Regions from separate parts of the Homo sapiens genome. Here region 1 is linked to region 2. A link is an interaction called in ENCODE POLR2A ChIA-PET data of the cell type or tissue named here. Cell type or tissue: HepG2. All regions are shown on one strand. Links, peaks and the distances in the headings refer to the core of each region. The heading gives the core; the rest is flanking DNA.

The links. ChIA-PET counts read pairs that join two places held together with the same protein. Peaks named below come from ENCODE experiments on the same cell type or tissue, not always from the same donor. Only the 100,000 strongest peaks of a DNase experiment are listed, where the experiment ranks them.
Region 1: POLR2A ChIA-PET joins it to region 2 with 5 read pairs; 3 of 35 experiments call an interaction of 5 or more read pairs at or near these places.

The regions. Positions count from the first base shown.
Region 1 is chr1:162,262,726-162,272,978 of GRCh38, forward strand. All of the region lies in intron 2 of NOS1AP (nitric oxide synthase 1 adaptor protein), which reads left to right. Among named protein-coding and RNA genes, the nearest start is that of MIR556, 75 kb to the right of the region's middle. In HepG2, for the core only: no CTCF peak of the experiment used is centred there; no DNase peak of the experiment used is centred there.
Region 2 is chr1:162,192,637-162,202,889 of GRCh38, forward strand. All of the region lies in intron 2 of NOS1AP (nitric oxide synthase 1 adaptor protein), which reads left to right. Among named protein-coding and RNA genes, the nearest start is that of MIR4654, 41 kb to the left of the region's middle. RefSeq lists an enhancer at 5,407-6,043. In HepG2, for the core only: a CTCF peak has its summit at 5,110 (motif pointing right); DNase peaks (open chromatin) are centred at 3,955, 4,495 and 5,095; H3K4me3 peaks cover 1,235 bases.

The DNA.
Region 1 (10,253 bases), core at 2,076-7,075, 70 kb after region 2:
GAGTGCCAACTAAGTGCAAAGCATTGCTAAAAGAGCTATGGGAGATTTGAAGCTACTAGTAATCTTAATGTGAAAAACAACATTTAACCAGACTCATTTATCGAGCCCTTGAAGTCAGTCACTATTCTAATCTCTTTAAGTATATTCTCTTTATGATTTTCAAAAGAATTGCTTAGTTGCTGCCTGTATTCCATTCTCTCACCTTTCTCATCTTAAACTGACTTCTAACCCCACCTTTCTGCCAGAATAATTCTTCTTAAAGTAACTAGTGACCACTCTCTCCAAACCCATTTGATGTTTCATCCTCTGTGAGTACTCAAGAACATTTGTCACAACTGGTTATCATCTCCTAATTTTTTGATTTTCACTATATATCGCACTCTTCTGACTTTACTCTTTCCTTGGTAGGAAAAAAATCCCTTCTATTGGATTGAGCCATATAGAAATTTCAGTTTGTGTTAGTTTATTTTGTGCTGCTATAACAGAATACTATAGACTGGGCAATTTATAAAGATGATAAATTTATTTTCTCACAGTTCTGGAAGCTGGAAATTTAAGATCACGGTACTGGCCTCTGGCAAAGCCCTTTATGCTGTGTCCATACATGGAGGAAGATGGAAGGGCAAGAGAGAGGGGGAAGAAAGTGAACTCACTCCTGTGAGCCCTTTTTGTAACAGCATCATTCCATTAATTAATGAGACCTAAACACCTCCCATTAGGCCCCACCTCCTAACACTGTTGCATTGGGGATTAAGTTTCTAACACATAAATTTCTGAGAGACACATTGCAATCATAGCACAAGTAGCTATTTTGGTCTGTATAATGGCATTTTCCTATGGTTTCACAGAGAGGTGGATTCTCTTATGTCTATAAATATTGGCATTCTCTCTTTCCTCTTTTTACTCTCACCCTAGGCAATCTCATGCACATTCACAACTATACACAGACCACCCAGAATTTCTGTTTCTGGCTTAGACTTCTTCTGACCAAATTCTAATTATATGCCCACTGCCTACTTGACATCTCTTTTTGGATTTCTCAAAGACACCTCAGAATCACTGTGTCCCAAATCAAACTCTTTACCTTACTCCATAAATCTGATTCTGTTCTAGTTCTAATCCGGTGACTGGGACCACCTTGTATTCAATTTCACAAACCTCAGAAACCTCCCCATTGACTTTTCATTCTTCCTCCTGTCCCACATCCAATCCAACACCAGGTCCTGTTGCTTTTAATTCTAAACTAGGTCTTGAATCCAACTGCTGCTCTCTCCGTCTCCAGCCAACTGGACTATTACAGTAGCCTCCGAATGGTTTCCCTACATCTACATCAGACTTGCCTCCACGCTGAACCTGTTTTTCATACTGTGACCAAGATGAGCTTTTGGAATCAGAATCTCCAGCCATGTTCCACTTCATCCTTCCAACCTAAACGTGTCCATTGGTTTCTTTCTCTCTTAGGGTAAAGGCCATACTTCTTCACATGGACTGTAAGGCCTGCAAGGTGCCCCTATTTTCCTCTTCAGCCTCTTCTCCCTTTACTAATGTCCTCATTGTCTTTCCTGGGGTCATGCTGATTTTCAGTTCCTTTGTAGCCTCTGTAATCCCTCCAGCCCAAGGCCTTTGGCTATGCAGTGACCTTTGCTTAGAATGTTTCTCATCCCTCTTTGCCCTCTCCTCTTCTCTTCCCTTCTCTTCCCTTCTCTTCTCTTCTCTTCTCTTCTCTTCTCTTCTCTTCTCCTCCCCTCCCCTCCCCTCCCCTCTCCTCCTCTCCTCTCCTCTCTTCTTTTCTTTTTTTTTGAGACAGAGTCTCACTGGTCACCCAGGCTGGAGTGCAGTGGTGTGATCTTGGCTCACTGCAACCTCCACCTCCTATGTTCAAGTGATTCTCGTGCCTCAGCCTCCCGAGTAGCTGGGATTACAGGCATGTGCCACCACACCTGGCTAATTTTTGAATTTTCAGTAGAGACAGGGTTTTGCCATGTTGACCAGGCTGGTCTCGAACTCCTGACCTCAGGTGATCCACCTGCCTGAGCCTCCCAAAGTGCTGGGATTACTCCCAAAGTGTGCGTGAGCCACCGCGCCCGACCTTTTTTTTTTTTTTTCAAGACAGGGTTGCACTCTGTCACCCACACTGGAGTACAGGGGCACAATCTTGGCTTACTGCAACTTCCGCCTCCTAGGCTCAAGCGATTCTCTTGCCTCAGCCTCCCGAGTAGCTGGGATTACAGGCATGCACCGCTACCGCCTGGCTACTTTTTGTATTTTTAGTAGAGACGGGGTTTCACCATATTGACCAGGCTGGCCTTGAACTCCTGATCTCAAATGATCCACCCACCTTCGCTTCCCAAAGTGCTGGGATTACAGGCATGAGCCACTGCACCCGGTCCTCTTTGCCTACTTTCTATCTATATTTTAAATTCTATGTGTCACTTCCTCAGGGAAGCCTTCCCTCTCTTTCCTGACTATGTTACTTCTCCCTATTAAAGGGTCGTTTTCTTTTTTTTTTTTTATTATTTTACTTTAAGTTTTAGGGTACATGTGCACAATGTGCAGGTTAGTTACATATATATACATGTGCCATGCTGGTGTGCTGCACCCATTAACTCATCATTTAGCATTAGGTATATCTCCTAATGCTATCCCTCCCCCCTCCCCCCACCCCACAACAGTTCCCAGAGTGTGATGTTCCCCTTCCTGTGTCCATGTGTTCTCATTGTTCAATTCCCATCTATGAGTGAGAACATGCGGTGTTTGGTTTTTTGTCCTTGTGATAGTTTACTGAGAATGTTGATTTCCAATTTCATCCATGTCCCTACAAAGGACATGAACTCATCATTTTTTTATGGCTGCATAGTATTCTTTATGAGAATACGCAGTTTCAATTTTATGTGGATTTGTGGGGTTCTTTGCCATGTATATCTCATAAATCTGAGTTAAGTAACATTGATCCCATTTTACAGATGAGAAAACTGGGGCAGTTGATTTGCTTGAGATTATTTAGCCAGAAAGTGACTGAGCTATGAGTTGAACCTAAATCTGTGTGACTATATTACTGTTAGGCTCAGCTGTGAGGAACAATAAAACCTTAAAATAACATAAGCTTACACAAGATAGAAGTTTCTCTTTCTCACATAAATCCTGTCCCAGAGTGGTGTAGTAGCCCATGGTATCGGAGATCTTGACTCCTTATGTAGTGCTGCTCTGCCTAGTATGACCCTGACCTCATAGTCCAACATGGCTTTATCCGAGGCCAGACAGTAGGATGGACGAGGGGACTAAGGAGAGATGACAAAGGACAAAGATGCATGTGGTGTCTCTTCAGGTGTTTAGGAGCTGCCACAGGTCATTTCTATTTTTGTCCCATTGGCTAGAATTCAGTCTCATGGCTGCGTAAGTTGCAAGAGAGGCTGTGAAACGAAGTTATTCTGGGTGGTTATGTGCTAGCTAAAAATGTGGGTTTCTATGACCGCAGGAGAAGCAGCAGTGTGTATTGGGAGATTACAAGCAGTCTACATAGATTCTGAAACCCATGTTCTCAGGGCTGTAAGTCCCTGGCCTCAAGGATTTCCATCTCATTGAGTAAACAAGTGAAAAGTTAATGGTAAAAGAGAAATAGCAAAATGCAGAATAGAATGTTACCAAGCATGTGGGAAGGATACAGGAATGTGAGATGAATTTTGATGGTATTCAGGAAGGGTTAGGTGTTAGATGGATGTGGCAGTCCATAACCATGAATCGCCTGGTAAGAAAATTCTTCCCTTCTTAAATACCTTTCAATCTTTTGGATTATGTCAACACATGATATTAGCTGGTCTCTACCACCAATCTAATACTGGTTGTAAGAAGATTACTTTTTAATTTTGCATTCTGGTTCATGGTCTTTTCCTTGCTACTGAGTCTTAAACATGGTTCCTTTTGGTGTTATTGTTGAAAGCTTTGCCCAAAGAGCTTATCTGTCTTCATATGCTAGAATAGTTCTGAATTGCCTTCTGCTGAATGCTAGCTTTCTGTTATAATTAATCCTTAGAGAAGAACCTATCAAGTATTTAAAATATTATACTACGATGCTTATAATTCTGATCTTTTGTGCTTTTCTCCCAAGGGGATACCTTTTTCTAGTCCATAGAAATGACTTCTCATCTGTGGTTGTTAGGTTGAGTGTAAAGTGGCTTCTTAGGAAGGCATATGGAAGACTCAAACCCTTTGTACAGTTTCTGAAGATAGTATCATCATTATGTTATGGTACCAGATCCTCTCTTTCTTCTATAACATTAATATAATGGAGGTGGTTCATGTGGATCTTGTCTGACCCTATTTGCCTGTGGTAATGATCAAACAAATATAAACAGATCACAATGACATAGAGTGAGTAATTGTTTTGATTTTTGACACTGCCAAAGAAAGAGAACCATGTATGGTAGGCCTGGTGTAAGTGGAAAACTAGCAGATAGATCAAAGAGCTGTATCTGCCCCATTAAGATAATTATCTATCTCCAAACTAATGTTTGGAGTGAAAAAAGTCTGCTTCTGTCAGAGTTTTGGCATCACTAAAATTGGTGTGGAGAATTATACTAGAGTTTTCCCAAAGGGCCCCACCAGTGTTAGGGAATGGTTGTTAAACCTGGTGGATCCGTGATGTGCATTTATCTCCTTTTCTCTCTTGAAGCCCCACTGGAATAACCACTATGACAAAGAGAACAGGAGAAGAAACAGTCAATAAAGAGATTTCATAATAACTTTTTACAAGACAGAAGGGCTGGGCACAGTGGCTCACAACTTTAATCCCAACATTTGGAAAGCCAAGGTGAGAGGATCACTTGAGGCCAGGAGTTCAAGACCAGACTGGGCAACATAGACCCTGTCTCTACAAAAAAAAAAAAAAAAAAAATTATTTTAAATTAGCCAGGCACCTAAGTCCCAGCTACTCAGGAGGCTGAGGCAGGAGGATCACTTGAGCCCAGGAATTTGAGGCTGCAGTGAGCTATGAGTGCACTACTGCACTCTGGCCTGGGCAACAGAGCAAGACGTTGCCTCTGGAAAATAAATAATAAATAAAATAATAAAAGAATACAAAGGTATGTTGATAGCCTTAATGGAGCAGAGGTAGCTTTAGTCCAAGGTCTGCAGAAGGGGCTATTGATGGCAAGTAAGTTGATTGATGCCAGATAACTCTTGAAAGGCTTAAGATGTTAGAAGTACCAGTTGTTGCAGAAGGTGGGAGTGAGGTGCCATGATTAAAAAGGTCTTAAGGCCAGATTCGGTGGCTCATGCCTGTAATCCTAGCAGTTTGGGAGACCAAGTGGGCGGGTTACTTGAGGTCAGGAGTTTGAGACCAGCCTGGCCAATACATTAAAACCCCTTCTCTACTAAAAATACAAAAATTAGCCAGGCATGGTGGCGTGTGCCTGTAATCCCAGCTATTCGGGAGAGTGAGGCGTGAGAATTGCTTGAACCCAGGAGGCAAAGGTTGCGGTAAGCCTAGATCGTGTCATGCTAGCCTGAGTGACACAGCAAGATTCTGTCTATAGGAAAAAAAAAAAAAAAGATCTTAAGTCTTTATACCAAACTAGTGTGGCCCTGTAGCTCCCCCCCCCTATTTCTAGAATATTTATTATAAGAGTTTTCTCTGGATAAACTGAATGGTCCCAGAGAAAAGATCTCCAGGCCTTGACATGTGAAGGTTTCTGCAACTAGAAGGCCAGTTTGCTTCCTGATCACTTTATAACAAAGCTCACTCATCAATGAAGCCTTGTGGGCAACAAGCCCTAGTCACTCACATAGCATTTCTAGTCAGCTTTGACTTCCACTTTCTTAAATATGGACGGGCAGCCCAAAATCCCAGGATGTTTGAGGAAACTCTCCAACGCAGAAAAAGAGAGAGACCAAAATAAATAGAAGGAGGAAGCTGAAGAAAACAGAGATAGCAGGGGATTAGAAAGAAACCTGAAAACAGAAAATAGAATTAAGACACTACATTCTAAAACAAGCCTCTATGAAAAAGAAATAGAGAACTCTCAGAAATTAAAAATATATTCAAACTAAAAAAGAAGTCAGTAGAAGGGTTGAAAGGTTTAAAAAAAGAAGAAAACAAAAAATTAGAATAGAAATACAAGTTAGAAGAGGAAAGACTAGCAAATTAGAGAATCAATCTAGGAAGTCCAACATCTGATAAATATGAGTTCTAAAACAGAACAGAAAAAAAGGTGGAAACTGGCCTAAGAACCAATACAAGAAAAACTTCCAAATTCATAGATTTAAGTTTCCAGAGTGAAAAGACCCACTGAATAATCACCACAATGAAAATGAAAGGAGCCACTAGTACCCCAGGCAGATCCAGGCAAGCCAAAGCACACCAAAGATCAATTTCTTTGCCAAACATAGCTGTGCTATTGCATTTCTTCTGAGCTGGCCCTTTCCATCTCAGAGGGGGCCACAAAACCAGAGCAAGAGTCATCTCTGTCACTTAAGCTCATTGAGTTTGAGAGCCATCAGTCACCTTGCAGCCAATTTCTCAAGATAAAATATCCCTTACAGTTCCTTGGTTATCTTAATTATTCATTATCAAATATAATATCCTCATCTTAAAATTGAATTTCCTTTTATTCTTTGTAGTGACTGGAGGGGGAGTTGAGATATAAAGAGGTGAAATTACTCTTTCTCTACTTTTTTGAAAAGTAACTTTAATTTAAGAAACGGATAATGGCTGATATCTTGGAAATAGATAAAACACATTCAGGTTTTAAAAACCAGTACTTATTTTTGAAAATTAATCTTAATGTAATTGGTTGCAACTGAATATCTTCCTGATCAGGAAAGGGTTGGAGAAAATTAAAAGGAACTCAGTTCATTTTTGCCTGGAGAAAAATAGTTTTCTTTTTGGCACAATTATTCCAAGCTAATAAATTGTTAAAATGACATATTGTTATGGAACTCAGTCATAGAAGATCCTTTGATTTGGGCTCAGAATGTGATGATTGCTACAAAACAAGGTGGCCATTAGAGATTTTTCCAAAGGGCTATACTATAGATACCATTTTTTTTTTCAATTTCCTTTTGAAAAATCAGGAAAGAGAGTAATTTACGTGTAGTTCACTCAGTAGCCTGATTTCCTAAAAGTTGTTAAGTTCTTAGGAAAAGAGAAATAGGTCAAACGGGGTGGGTCTGTGGTCTCCCAACTAAAATAACTTGTCACAGTGTTGAGCTGGTAGTCTAAGGGTGTTAATCTGCAAATGATAAAATTACATGGGCCCATCAGTTCTGAGGTTTCATGAGACTATGACTATTATTTGTAATAGCCATTATAATAAACAAATATATTAAAAATAGATGGAAGGGGAACATTAAATGGCAACTAGTCAGGGACCTGCCCACTGGAAGTGTGCTCCTTGCCTGGGATTATTCTGCCTCTAGGTATGGGGTAGTGTTTATAAGCCTGGTATCATAGTTACTTGTATACTTTTCTCACCCCATGGGAGACAAGTGGCCTCCTTAATGATTTCCTTGCTTCCTCCCTGAGTTACATTCTCAACTCAGCAGGCAGAGCTATCTTTTAGTATTGTCAGATCAAGTCCTTAAAATTGGTTGAAAACCCCGTAATAGATGCTAAAGAGGATAAAGAGCTGAACCTATATAGCGCTTGCCTGCAAAGAATTTACAGTGTGGTTGAGAAGATGAGAAAGAACCATGTTCCAAGTTAAGAGTGTTGTGTAATATTAGGAAATGTATTTTATATATAACATTATTATAAAATCAATCCCCTGAGTGCTAATTGCCATAGCAGTATAGAAACTCTTTCAAGCTGTGGTAGTCAGAGGAGGTTTTTATAAAGTGATATTTGAAGTAAAACTTATGGGGATGTTTTGGATAGATTAAGGGACTGAGCGAGGGATTTGAAAGTAGTAATTACATAAGTGCAGACATGAGAAAATCCAGTTTCTCTTCAGGATAGACAGTGAATAAGCCACTGTGCAATTGAAATATTGTAGCGTAGTATTTTATATAGGTCAGTGATTTTCGAATTCTTCTTTTTAAAGCGATGAACCTTTTGTCAAAATATCACATGGAACTCCAACTTATTAAACCTGAGGACTGTAGCTTCTGTGGGTGAAGCAGGATGGGCAGAGGTTGGTTGGCATATCTGCCTGCATGACCTCTCAGCCCTAGAGTGGCCTTTGAGGCTCGTCCACTGAACCCAGGGCTCTGAAGAATACAGCTTAGAAACTGTATGTATGTAACTGTATGTACGTTTCAAGAGCAGCTTGGTGGGAGAAGGGAAGCTGGCTGCTTTGCGTCAGTTGGTAGAACATGTTGAATATCAGTTTTGATCTTCTGGTTTAGGCAATGGGGTATTATAGAAAGTTTGTGATCAGTACCTGTTATATAATGTTTCAGGAAGGCTTAAATGGTCGTGGGGGGTGTGCGTGCAGTTTTTGTTCTTCTTCCCTCCCCCAACACCCCAGTATGATCCTTAGAATTCTACCCAGGAGTCCAGTGATGGCACCCCCAACCCCCCAGCATGATCCTTAGAATACTACCCAGGAGTCCAGCGATGGTACCCCCCACCCCCCAGCATGATCCTTGGGATACTACCCAGAAGTCCAGTGATGTAGAGAGTGTTTACTTTTTTCATATTGAAGAGCAAGGCAAGTGTGGTGGAAATAACTTATGGAAAGAAAGTATGAGGGCCACGTGGTGAGCACCAGCCGAGGCTAAATAGGATAATAGATATGAAAGTGCTCTGATATTTATAAAAGGCCACTGTGTAAAATGCTCAATACATGAGTTAGAATTAATATCCCAGCATTAATATTATGGAAGAGTAGGCAGCCTTTGAATGGAAGAAATCAGTTCAGCCTTTCGTGTGTGCTGGTTCTCAGAGCATGAGCTTAGCTCTCAGATGTCATCATGACCAGCCAGCTCGCTGTTTTCCTCTCAGACCAATGACTTTCTTGATTTCCTATAACAACTCTTATCTTAGTCAGCTTGGGCTTCTATAAAAGAATACCATAGACTGGGTGGATTAAACAACAGACATTTGTTTCTCACAGTTCTGGAGGCTGGAAGTCTGAGATCAAGGTGCCAGCATGGCTGGGTTGGTTAAGACCATCTTCCTAGCTTGTGGATGGCTGCCTTCCTGCTGTGTGCTTCCCTTAGTCCTGTTTTTGTTTGTTTGTTTGTTTTTTGGTCTCACTCTGTCACCCAGGCTGGAGTGCAGTGGCATGGCTCTATCTAGACTTGAACTCCTGGGCTTGAGCAATTCTCCCACCTCAGCCTCCTGAGTAGGGACTGCCAGCTAATTTTTTTTTGTAGACACAGGGTCTCACTATATTGCCCTGGCTGGTCTGTAACTCCTGGCCTCAGGCAATCCTCCACCTCAACCTCCTGAAGTGTGGGGATTACAGGCATGAGCCACCACTCCTGGCAAGTACTGTTTTTATAAGACAGTAATCCCATCATGCGGGGCCCACCCTCTTGACGTCATCTAAACCCAGTTTCCTCCTGAAGTTCCCACCTCCTTGAAGCTGGGACATCAACATGAATTCTAGAGGTACACTAACATTTATCCCACAACAACCTCCTTTATCACTTCCCACTGTTCTCGTGTGTGGAGAACAGGATGGGAATCCTGCTGCATGTATTCCAGAAGAATGGCTGGCTGAAGCTGGGGATGCTGCCAAACACATAGATTTCCTGTGTCCATGGAGGTGCTGGGCTGAAGCACAGACATCTGAGGCTCCAAGGAGGAGAAACTCACCCAGAGAGGCAGCAACACGAAAAGATGAATTGATAGAGATGACGCGAGGAAGAACTGAATACACTAGATGTTCCCCTTCTTGAACTGGTGATCGCCTGATGATTTCATCAGCTGCCACCCTGCAGGCCTTTTCTCTACTGGCTGCTCAGGCATGTGCTCGTTATTTATCTTGTCCTTTTGTCTGAGTCCCATATATGTGAGCCTGTGTGGATTCAGTCAGAAGGCAGAGGTGTTCAGAAACCAACAAAGTAGTTGGTTCAGTGTTGCTATGGGCAGAAGAGCTGAGACTGGGGTGAGACTTTTGCTCTGAGAAACTAGGCTGAAAAATTATTTCTGCCCGTTGAAATGTTAGAGTTCTATATCTTGAGCCCCAGAGCCTACAGAGACGTGTCTGGGCCTCACTGCAGCTCCCATTATTCCATTATTCCTCCAATAATGGAATAATAACCTCCCATAGGGATTGAGTTACCAGACTGAGTTGACCATGACTTGGTAC
Region 2 (10,253 bases), core at 2,095-7,094:
TGCTTAGATGTCTCAACTTTTCTGTTCTTCCACTGGCCAATCCCTTTGCTGATTTAAATATATGTAAATATAGATTTTTAAAATAATTTAATCTACCTGTAGTCAGGTTTACCAGCCTGGGCACCTTTCTGTTTTCCTCAGGTAATTTTGCACCTTTCTGTGTGGATCTGATATATGTTTTATTTTTCAGTTTAATGCTCAGGTCTCCTGAGCTTTTGCAGAGCAGAGCACATCCTCCCTTCCTTTATAGAGACTATGGGGGAGACTTAGCAAGGGATCTATTCTAGTCTTCTGATTTCAGCCAGACCCTCTATCTAACAGGCCACTTTGACCCCTGGTAAAAGTCAAGAGTGTGCCCATGTGCCAGGAACTGACAGCCTCTGCAGAAAAATTCCTGTGATGAGAGAACTCACTGTGTGCTTTTGCGAACACTCAGGATGTTGAAGGATAGTTACAATAGTTACAGATTTTTCTTAACTGTACTGAAAAGATGACTCTCAGGCTGCAAGAAACACTGAAATGCCTTAAGGAGTGATGCTGTGAAGTGGCTGGAAAGGAGCTAAAGCTGGAAGCCTGGGTTGTTTGATAATAATAGGAGCTCTAGATCCCCGAAGTGACAGGTTGTCTCTTCTGAATTATCTTAAGGCAGATTTCAGGGCTCTTCCAGGCTGAAGTGGAGGTAAGCTGAGGTGAAGGGAGATAAGATTCTGGGGCATTTTGTCCTGGAGCATGTCCCAGTCCCTGGGCATAAAGGGATAGACCCAGGGAACTCACAGCTGTTGGGTATGCAGGCTGTTGAAAAGGCTCTAAGAGATAAAGTGGGAATGGCCTGAGAGTTAGAAAGGGAGCTAGACAAGCAATCAGGTCTGAGTGGAGTAAGGAGAGGGTATTTAAGAATTTGTGCTGATGGATTATTTTTGCTTCCTTTTCGCCTTGACCATTTACTGAATGTTTGTCTATCTTGCTGAATAGCAGCCAAGAGACTCTAACTTCTCTTGGTTTCCATCTGTATTTAGTTGGATTGTCTGTTCCCTTCTCTTCTGACAATTCCCTGAAGAATGTCTCCTGATTTTAGAGGGGGCCAGGGAAAAGGGGCCCTTTTCAGAAATCAAGCTAGATCTTTCCTATTTCTTCCTGACCCTTTTTCTAAAGCCTGAGATCACTCTTTTCTCACCCCTTCCTCTCAGTATTAGGTTCTGCTGCTCTCTTTTCCATCTCTAGATGGGTGTTTCTTTACTTTTCTTTCTTTCTTTTTAATTAAGTGGTTACCTTTCTGTCTGAGCTATTGGCAGGGATTTGCCAGGAGATCCAAGGCAGAGCTGCCAGCTTACTGGAGTGTGACAGCTGCTGAGGCCTCCCGTCTCACAGGCTCTGCAGAGATCCAGGGCTGTCACTTCAACAAGTGTCAGATATACACACTCTGCTTGCAGAGCTCCCCATGCATAGCCTTAAATAAATATCCCAGATATATCTGCCCTGTTTCCCATCTCAGACTCCTCTTTTCGTCTCCATCTGGTTTTCAAACATGATTTCCCAACTTCCCAATTACCATCTCGCAAGACCCCTATATGTCCCCTCTCTTCTCTTCATCTCTCTGATAAAATAAGGAACCAAAACAGCCATTACTACTTTAATAGAGCAGAGAGTCTATTCCCTTGGCTGCGATGAGTTTGCAAGACTGCTCTGCCCAGTCTTGTTTGCAGAGAGCCTGGTTGGTCCATCTCTGTAGGTTGTGAGTTTGCGCTGGTTTGGGAACCCCTCTCTCTGGCTGAGGAAAGTCCTCCCCGTATTTAAGTACCCTTCAGTGCTGGCTGTGCCCTTTTTTGTGTTGAGACGTTTTCTCAAAGGGCACTGTGGTTTCTACTTTCCTGCTGGAAGTTCCATGTCTGTGCAAAAGTTTCCTGTAACCTTTCAAGGTTTGTACTCTGTTCCAGAGGGGCTCTTGGATATGAAAATGGTCTTTTTTTCTTAAATGATCTCACAGATGATCAAAAGGAGCACATAAAAGCTGTCCTGGGGATTTGGCAAGGTTGCCAGTGTTCTCTTTACCTTTGGTCTGGTATTTAGGTCTGAGACAGTGTCTCGCCAACAGCCCTTGCTTTCCTCGGGGGGTTGGGGCTGAGAGACACAGAAGGGGAGGCAAGAGGGGCGTATTAATTCCTCTAGGAAGTAGAACTTCATTTTTATTCTAGGAGAGCCATTTGAAATTGGGTTGGCACATTCAGTCCTGAAAAAGTGACCTTGCAGGAGCTAGAATTTTATATCCAGCATTATTTTGGAGGACCTGGCCAGCAGTATTTCCCCTGGATGTATTATTGCATTAACCCTATCCAGTCACTCCTATGAGGTTTGTCTGGACTAGGATTGCTTGTGCCTCATAGTAGAGGAAAAGCCAGAGATGATGTTCTCTGGACTCACGGAAGCCGCTTAGCAGTTCTGTGATTTTTGTAAAATCTGCTTTCTCTCTGGTGAAATGGGATAGGGGTAGTATAGAGGGTCTCTGAGGACTCAGTGACACAATATATAAAGTACTTAGTATAGTATCTAGCACATAGTAGATATTCAATAAATGGAAGCTGTCATCGTGAATAATCACATTGATAATTATTAATATTAATACCAAATTACTATTTCTCAGCATGAAGTTGGTACCCCATATTTACTGTCCCATAAGTACCTTGCTCTTACTCATTGCATTTATCACTCTGTCCTTTAATCACCATTGTACTTGCTTTCTCTCTACGAGGCCATACTCCTAGACCCTTGAAAACACTAGTAATGTCAGGTTTACCATTGCATCCCAGCATCTCCAGCACCTGGCATGGTACCTGGCACATATGACAGGCTCAGTATTTATGCATTAAATAAATACATGATCAAAATTCTCTAGCTGACTTTTTATTTTTTAAATTTGTTCCTCTTCTGCAATGCTCATCCTCTACTTCATGCAAACTGGGTACCCCTTTGTACACTCTTTCTGCTTCTCCAGTTACCATTACTGTTGCCGTGTCCTTTCCTTCATTCATGCCTGTCCTCTTGTCTTGAAATGACTTTCATCTTTTCTGTTACTATTTGACATCCTTTTTTTCACTTCTTGTGTTCTTTCTCTTCTATGACGCATACCCTAATCACTCCAGCCCATATTAATCTTGTTCATGAAATCTTGTTTCATGTATAGCCCGTAAGTCCTTGTTGTTCTTGGATTGAGTTTTATATTTCCAACCAGACTGTCAGCTTCTGGAGAGAAGTCATAATATCGTTGATTGTCCCTACCCATTATATGTCATGGTCTGGGGCCAGGTACATAATTGGCTCTAAATAAAAAGTAAGCCACTGTCAAAATGATTAAATAAATTAGACTATTGGACCAAAGGGGTAAAGGAGATGAAAAGGTTTTCGCTGATAGGACACAGTCTTTAGAGTTGGTTGTGTGAATGTGGGGGTTAAAGAACAGTTACCAGTGCCTCAGTGCTTTGTTAAGATTTGGGTTTTCTGTATCTATACACTCTCTTACCAGTTCTTGGTCTTGCCTTTCCCCCAGTCATGTTTGGAGGAAAATGTGGTAAAATGGAAATCTGTCAACTGCTTCTGGGTTGGAAGGCAACATACTTGATGACGATAAAGGAATTGGGAATGCCTAATGGTGACATTGGGGCTCACCATTTAGTGGGTTTTATTCACCAATGCTGTCTTCATTTCTTTGCTAGTTTGGTTGATACCACGCTCTTTCTGTATTAAGCTGTAATCTATTGATTCATACGTTTAACATTTTTGAGGCCAGATGTACAGCAGAGAACTCCGTATGTTGCGGGGATTTCAGAAGATGTGGTGTGCAGCACATAGTAGATGCTTTGTTAATGTTGGGAAGGATGCACACAAATATAAAACATGCCCTTCAGGAATGTGCAGTCTGCTCCAGGCTGCAGTGAAGTAGCAGGGTGAGGCTGGAATGAGTAGGGGCCAAAGGGCACCAGTTCTCAAGGGAGAGTCGTTGGGAAGCAGAAACAGGAAAGAGATGCTGGATGAGCTTCCCATTGCCACATGGACTGTGGAAGGCAGACTATAATAGAAATCAAAGTGCTTTGAAAAAATGCAGTGCAGTATTCTATTATAAATATTTAAATAATCATAAATTTTACAGATTGATATAGGGGTTGCTTGGGGGGAACAGACTGCCTGGCACTTGGCAGATGGTCAGTAAAACATTTATTGTGCGAACGAATCTAGAGTAGAGTAGGGCTGGAGGCCCCGCTATGGTTTTTGTCCCTCTTCTCTTTTTCATGCCCATTCCTTCTGCTGGTTCAGGCAGTAGCATTTCATTTTCCAGCTGTAACTAAATGAGAAATTACGAGGAGTGGTTCGAATAGAGTTTGTCGGTGGCTCTCCTTTTCTTCGCCCATTCCATTGTGAAGATGAGCCAGTAAGGCTCTGCATGGATATTTTCTGGCAAGGGCATCAAACACGTTTCTGAGGGCAGAGTCCATGTTGTTGAGTAATAATTAACTGCTAATGGCATTGTCTTGGGTGTTGCATAGTAAATAATCAAGAAATAGTCTCTTTTCAATGAGAGTTTGAAGGCCAATGCAAAGACCACACACGGGCAAGCCTGAAAGGTGCTGTTTTGACTAACCTTAATGGGAAACAAAGGGAAAATCTGGCTTGTTTTGTGTGGCCATGCTTAATTGCATGATGGTGTGTTTTTCCCTTGAATTTCCTCATGCCCCGTGGAGGGCACACGCATGATGGTGCTCTGCCGAGCCAGGATTATAGAACAGAGGTTCTTGGCAGCCGGGATGTACTGGCTGCTATGTTGTCTAGCGTGCTGGATCTTACTGGGAGCTTTCAGATCGGAGTCTCTGTGAAATGGAACAAGTGAACTGAGCCTAGTCTGTTCCTAAAAATAAGTCTCTAAGAAGCAAGTGAAGTGCTTTTCAGTGGGAAGCCTGTGGAGAAAGAGCCTGGAACACAGTCTGGAAGTAAGGCAATTCAGGGTTCCTTTACCCAACCCTTTTCAGGCTCAGGAGAGAGGAAGTGACTTGTCTCGGGTCACTTAGGGGCTAGGCCTCGCACCTGATCTGTTGTATTTCTCTGCCTGGGCTCTTTTCCACCACCAGGGGCCAACTGTCCAGAATGTCATTTTCCTGAGTGAGGAAGCAGAGATGCCTGGCTCTAGGGTGTGCGGCAGGGCTACAGGACTGAGAGTGTCCAACTCTCTTGGCCCTGCCGCACTATCCTCAGGTTAACTGGTGTTCCCCGCTGGCCTGCTGTTCAGGGCTCTGTGGGAGAGAGCTTTGCAGCACATGCAAAGGAGGTATGAGGAGGGCAGATGGCTCCACCAGCCTCGCCCAGAGTGTGTCTTCATCCTACCTGCCATGGGGCGAGTCATGGAGGCGTCATGGGCCCGGCCTGGCTGTAGGAGGGCCCTGGTACTGCCTCCTCAGGGTTTGACCTGGAAGGCGTTCTAGGAGCATGATGAGGGAGGGATGGGCACAGGGTGTAGGAGAGAGTGGGCTGGTGTGATGCTCGTTTAGGGGCTGGGAGGGAGCTAGGGGAGCCAGGGAGAGAATGACATTTTAATTACACAGTGAGTTGTCAGGACTATAATCTTCTCTGATGGCTCTTCTTATTTTCCAGTCATCAAAGCCATCTGCATACGAATTGGAGGTGCTGAGGTTTAAACTTTCTGATCGTTGTGATGGTGATGCTGATGTCAGTCTGACTTTTTGTGATCTTGTCCTGGGTGAAGAGGGCAGGATCCACTGGTTGTAGTATCTGAAATGCCCTGCAGTGGCAAGATTCAATCCCTTGTGAATCCCATTCTGACATTTCCAGGGCTGGATTTAAGAAACTTAAGGCAAAAGTCAAGCCCTAAAGACATCTGAAAACGATGCAGGGTCTTGAATTATTGTTGCCTGACTCTGAGAGGATGGGCCTCAGGAGGACTACTTCTCCTAGGCTTTGGAAATGGGTACATCTGCATGGTATTTGTTAGTGTCAAAATGCAGCAAATCTCTAAATGATTGTTCCTCTGACTCAAATTTAATCCACTGATTCTTTCATTATCTCGTGGATTCAATAGCCTGGTATTTGTGGAGAGCCTTCCTTGTGTCATGCTCTTTGCTGGAACTGGGAATCAAACGGCAGACCAGGCATACTCAGTGCCTGCCTCCAGAGCTTAGGAGTGAGGCTGGAGGACACTGTGCACCAGCACCACTATTCATATGTGGCTTCTGAGGCGAGAGAGAGGACATATTTCACCCAAGGACTTGGGGCTTGGGGCCTTGCTTTCCTAGCTAGGTGGAAAGCAGCTGGAGGGTAGGATCAGGTTTTACCCCTCCGCATAATGCCCTGCAAAGAATAACCACTCAACTAATATGGGTTGATTGATTAAATATGGCAAAGGGACACCTTACACCCTCTTCCAGTTATCCTGCTTCATTGTTAGGGGATAGGCATGGGGGTTAAGCCTTGCAATCCTCCTGTTTCTCACCACAAATGTAACTTGCACTGACCATCAAACCTCCTTGAGTCGGCTTTAAGAGTTTCTTTCTAGAATCATGTGGGACTTGAGGCAAGAGGAGACTGGATGGAGGTTTTTACTCTTTGATGGAATCTCGCATAGATGTTCCTTAAAGAGTGGGGAAAAGAGGACAGCACCATTTATGGAATATCTGCTCCGCTGCTGCATGCCGGTTACGTCCTCACTGTTGTTTTATTTATTCCTTTAAACCCTTGTAAGGCTCCATAGATGAAGTGAGGATAAATAGCAGGAAACTGACATAGCTGGCTGAAGCCCATGTCCCTGTCCTCTCCACTGTGTTTCTAAAACTTTCTGAGGGATGTAGAGGTATGTGTTATCATGGGCTTTTAGTGGTTTCTGTGGTTTGCACAAGAAAAGTCTAGAGCCTGGACCTCCTGAAAATTTCCCTGATAATTCTGGACAACAGAGCATGGATTGCGTGTGTGTGTGTGTGTGTGTGTGTGTGTGTGTGTGTGTGTGTGTGTCTGTGTGTAAATTCTTGCAAATCCTCCTGCCCTGACAAGAAGGGCTGATAAACCACCACCCTTAACAGCCAGTCCCCAGGTAGTCCTGTTCTGGGATACAATTTAGTGAATTTGTTTTAACATTTAGTACTTTGTGGCTAAAACACATAATTCTGGGTTTGAGGACCACGCAGTGGACTGGCTTAATTGTTTGATTTGCCGACTTAAAATTAGAAACTGGGAATTCCGTATGGAAATGAAAATTAAGCAGGATGCAAATTAGTGCTTTGGTCCTAGAGTCTAGAGGACAGCTGATGCACCTTTGCTTTGTAGGAGGAGGCAGTAGGTAGTGGTAGAAGCCATGTGCATGGAGATGGAAGCTGTTTGGCACTGGTGGCATGTTACCACGCGAGATCTCAGGAAACCCATTTCACTTCCTTGGCTTGGGTTCTTCCATTTGTGCACTGGTAGAAAAAAAATTACTGGCTATTGGCCATCCCTTTCCTGGGACTGCTTTATCTAGAAGTTGTGGTGTTTCTGGGGAGAGGAACTACTACTGGTCATCTGAAAGGGTACAAGCCTGGGTGAGAGCACATACGTGTGCACAGGTATTTGCACATGGATATTTGGTGGTTTTCACTCCTGTGGTTTTTCTATGATTCATCCCATCAGTCCCAGAACTTGGCTTTTGAGACCTTTCCCTGACCTGGAAGATGACGTAGAAGTAATCTTAAAGCATCTCTCTTCACTTCCCAAAAGTGCATTTTCTGAGACATGGAGAAGTGCTGTCTGTGACTCCTTGGGCTGCAGGCTACCAGCCTTCCCTGGGTCCATGAAAATAGTTTGAACAAAAATCTGGCCCAATTGCCTGTATATTTTGTGAGACCCTGGGGCCTGGCATTAGGGAGCGGAGAGGATTATCTCCAGAGAGCGTTGAGACTCAGGACTTCTGTTGCAGTCTCCCTGGCATCCTTCTCTGAGGGTTTGGAAAGGGCTGGACTAGGTTCAGAGTGATATCACCCCTGAGGAATTCTTTGGAGAATATGGGAGGATGACTTTTGGAGAATCAGGAGTTCTCCAAAGAGAGGGGAAAAGATATGTTGCTGTGGTGAATTTCATCTTTACCTTGGGAACCTGTTTCTGTTCATTCTTATCTCAAGTTGGAGGAAACAGGAACTGAGGCTGCATTAACAGAGATGAGGTATCTAGAACAAGGACGTGCTACTCCTTGGACACAAGTTACTAGACCACACCTGGAACACTGTGATGAATTTAGAGCAGGACATTTTTTAAAACTTTTATTCTAAGTTGAGTCCATGTGCAGGTTTGTTACGTAGGTAAACATGTGTCATAGGGGTTTGTTGTACAGAGTATTTCATCACCGACATATTAAGCCTAGTACCCATTAATTATTTTTCCTGATCCTCTTCCTCCTCCCACTCTCTGCCCTCTGATAAACCCCAGTTTGTTTTGTTCCTTTCTATGCATCCATGTGTTCTCATCATTTAGCTCTCACTTATAAGTGAGAACATGTGATATTTGATTTTCTGTTCCTGTGTTTGTTTGCTAAGGATAATGGTCTCCAGCTCCATCCATGTTCCTGCAAAGGACATGATTTCATTCTTTTTTATGGCTGCATAGTATTCCATGGTGTATATGTGCCACAGTTTCTTTATCCTGTAGTCTATCATATCCTTTAGTCTAGACTAATGATATCCTTTAGTCTATCACTGATGGGCATTTAGGTTGATTCCATGTCTTTGCTATTATGAATAGTGCTGTGATAAATAGATGCATGCATGTATCTTTATGATAGAACAATTTATATTTTTTTGAGTATATATCCACTAATGAGATTGCTGGGTTGAATGATATTTCTGTCTTTAGGTCTTTGAGGGATTGCCACACCGTCTTCCATAATAATTAAACTAATTTACAGTCCCATCAACAGTGTATAGTGTTCCTTTTTCTCTGCAACCTTGCCAGCATCTGTTATTTTTTGACTTTTTAGTAATAGCCATTCTGACTGGTGTTAGATGGTATCTCATTGTGGTTTTGATTTGCATTTCTCCGGTCAGTGATATTGAGCTTTTCTTTTTCCATATGTTTGTCCTGCATGTATGTGTTCTTTTGAAAAGTGTCTGTTCATGTCCTTTGCCCACTTTTTAATTGGGCTGTTTGTTTTTTCTCTTGTAAATTTGTTTAAGTTCCTTATAGATGCTGGATATTAGACCTGTGTCAGATGCAGTTTGCAAAAATTTCCTCTCATTCTATAGGTTGTCTGTTTACTTTGTTGATAGTTTCCTTTAGAACAGCACATCTTAAAAGGGATAACACATTGCAGTGTGTTCAGAGGAGAGTTGGAAAGCCTACCCTATTCTATGGGGGTGGTGGAGAAACGGATTTTAATCTGGAGAGGGCAAAACTCAGGTTTTGACAGGGTTTTAAATATCTGAAAGGTTGTCCTGGGGATCTGTATGTGGTCCCAGAAAACCTAACATTGGGAGTCGAAACTCTAGGTGGAAGCTTTATGGAGAGAAATTATGTTTTATATGAAGAAGAAGAATGAATTTCATTTTGGATGGGGTAGCTTTACTGAGTTTTTTTCCTTGACCCTGAAAGCGATATATTCTTATTGCAGAGCATTTGAAGAATAGAGAATAATTTTTTTAAAAAATCAGTGAAACACCTGTAATATCCCTTTTCAGAAGCAGCCACTACTAGCATTTGGCACATTATATTTTAGTATTTTTGTATATTTTATTTTATTTTTACAAAGTTGAAATCATGGTACATAAACAATTTTGAATCTTACATTTGATGTAAAATAAAAGGTGAAACATTTAACCTTACATTTAATAATTTGTAGTAAACATACATTTTAATGGTTTCATAATATTCTATGCTAAAAATATAGTGTGATTTTGTCTAATCATTTCCTCTAATGTGGGCCATTAAGTTTATGTCATAGTTTGTGTTTTTATGGTAAATATTATGAATAAATTTTTGCGTGTGTTTCAGATTATTTCCTTGGGTTAGGTTCCTAGAAATGATTTTGTCAGGTTAAAGTATATGAACAATTTAAACTGTTGAGATATATATGTATATATAGTTTTACAGAAATGTTATACCTGTTTACATTTTGTATCAACTAAGATGCTTTTTCTTCAAATGATGAGGAAACTTAACTTCAACTGGCTTGAATGAAAAGGAACTATATTGGCTTAGATATCTGGAAATAAAATATATGGCTGGAGCTTAGCTTCAGG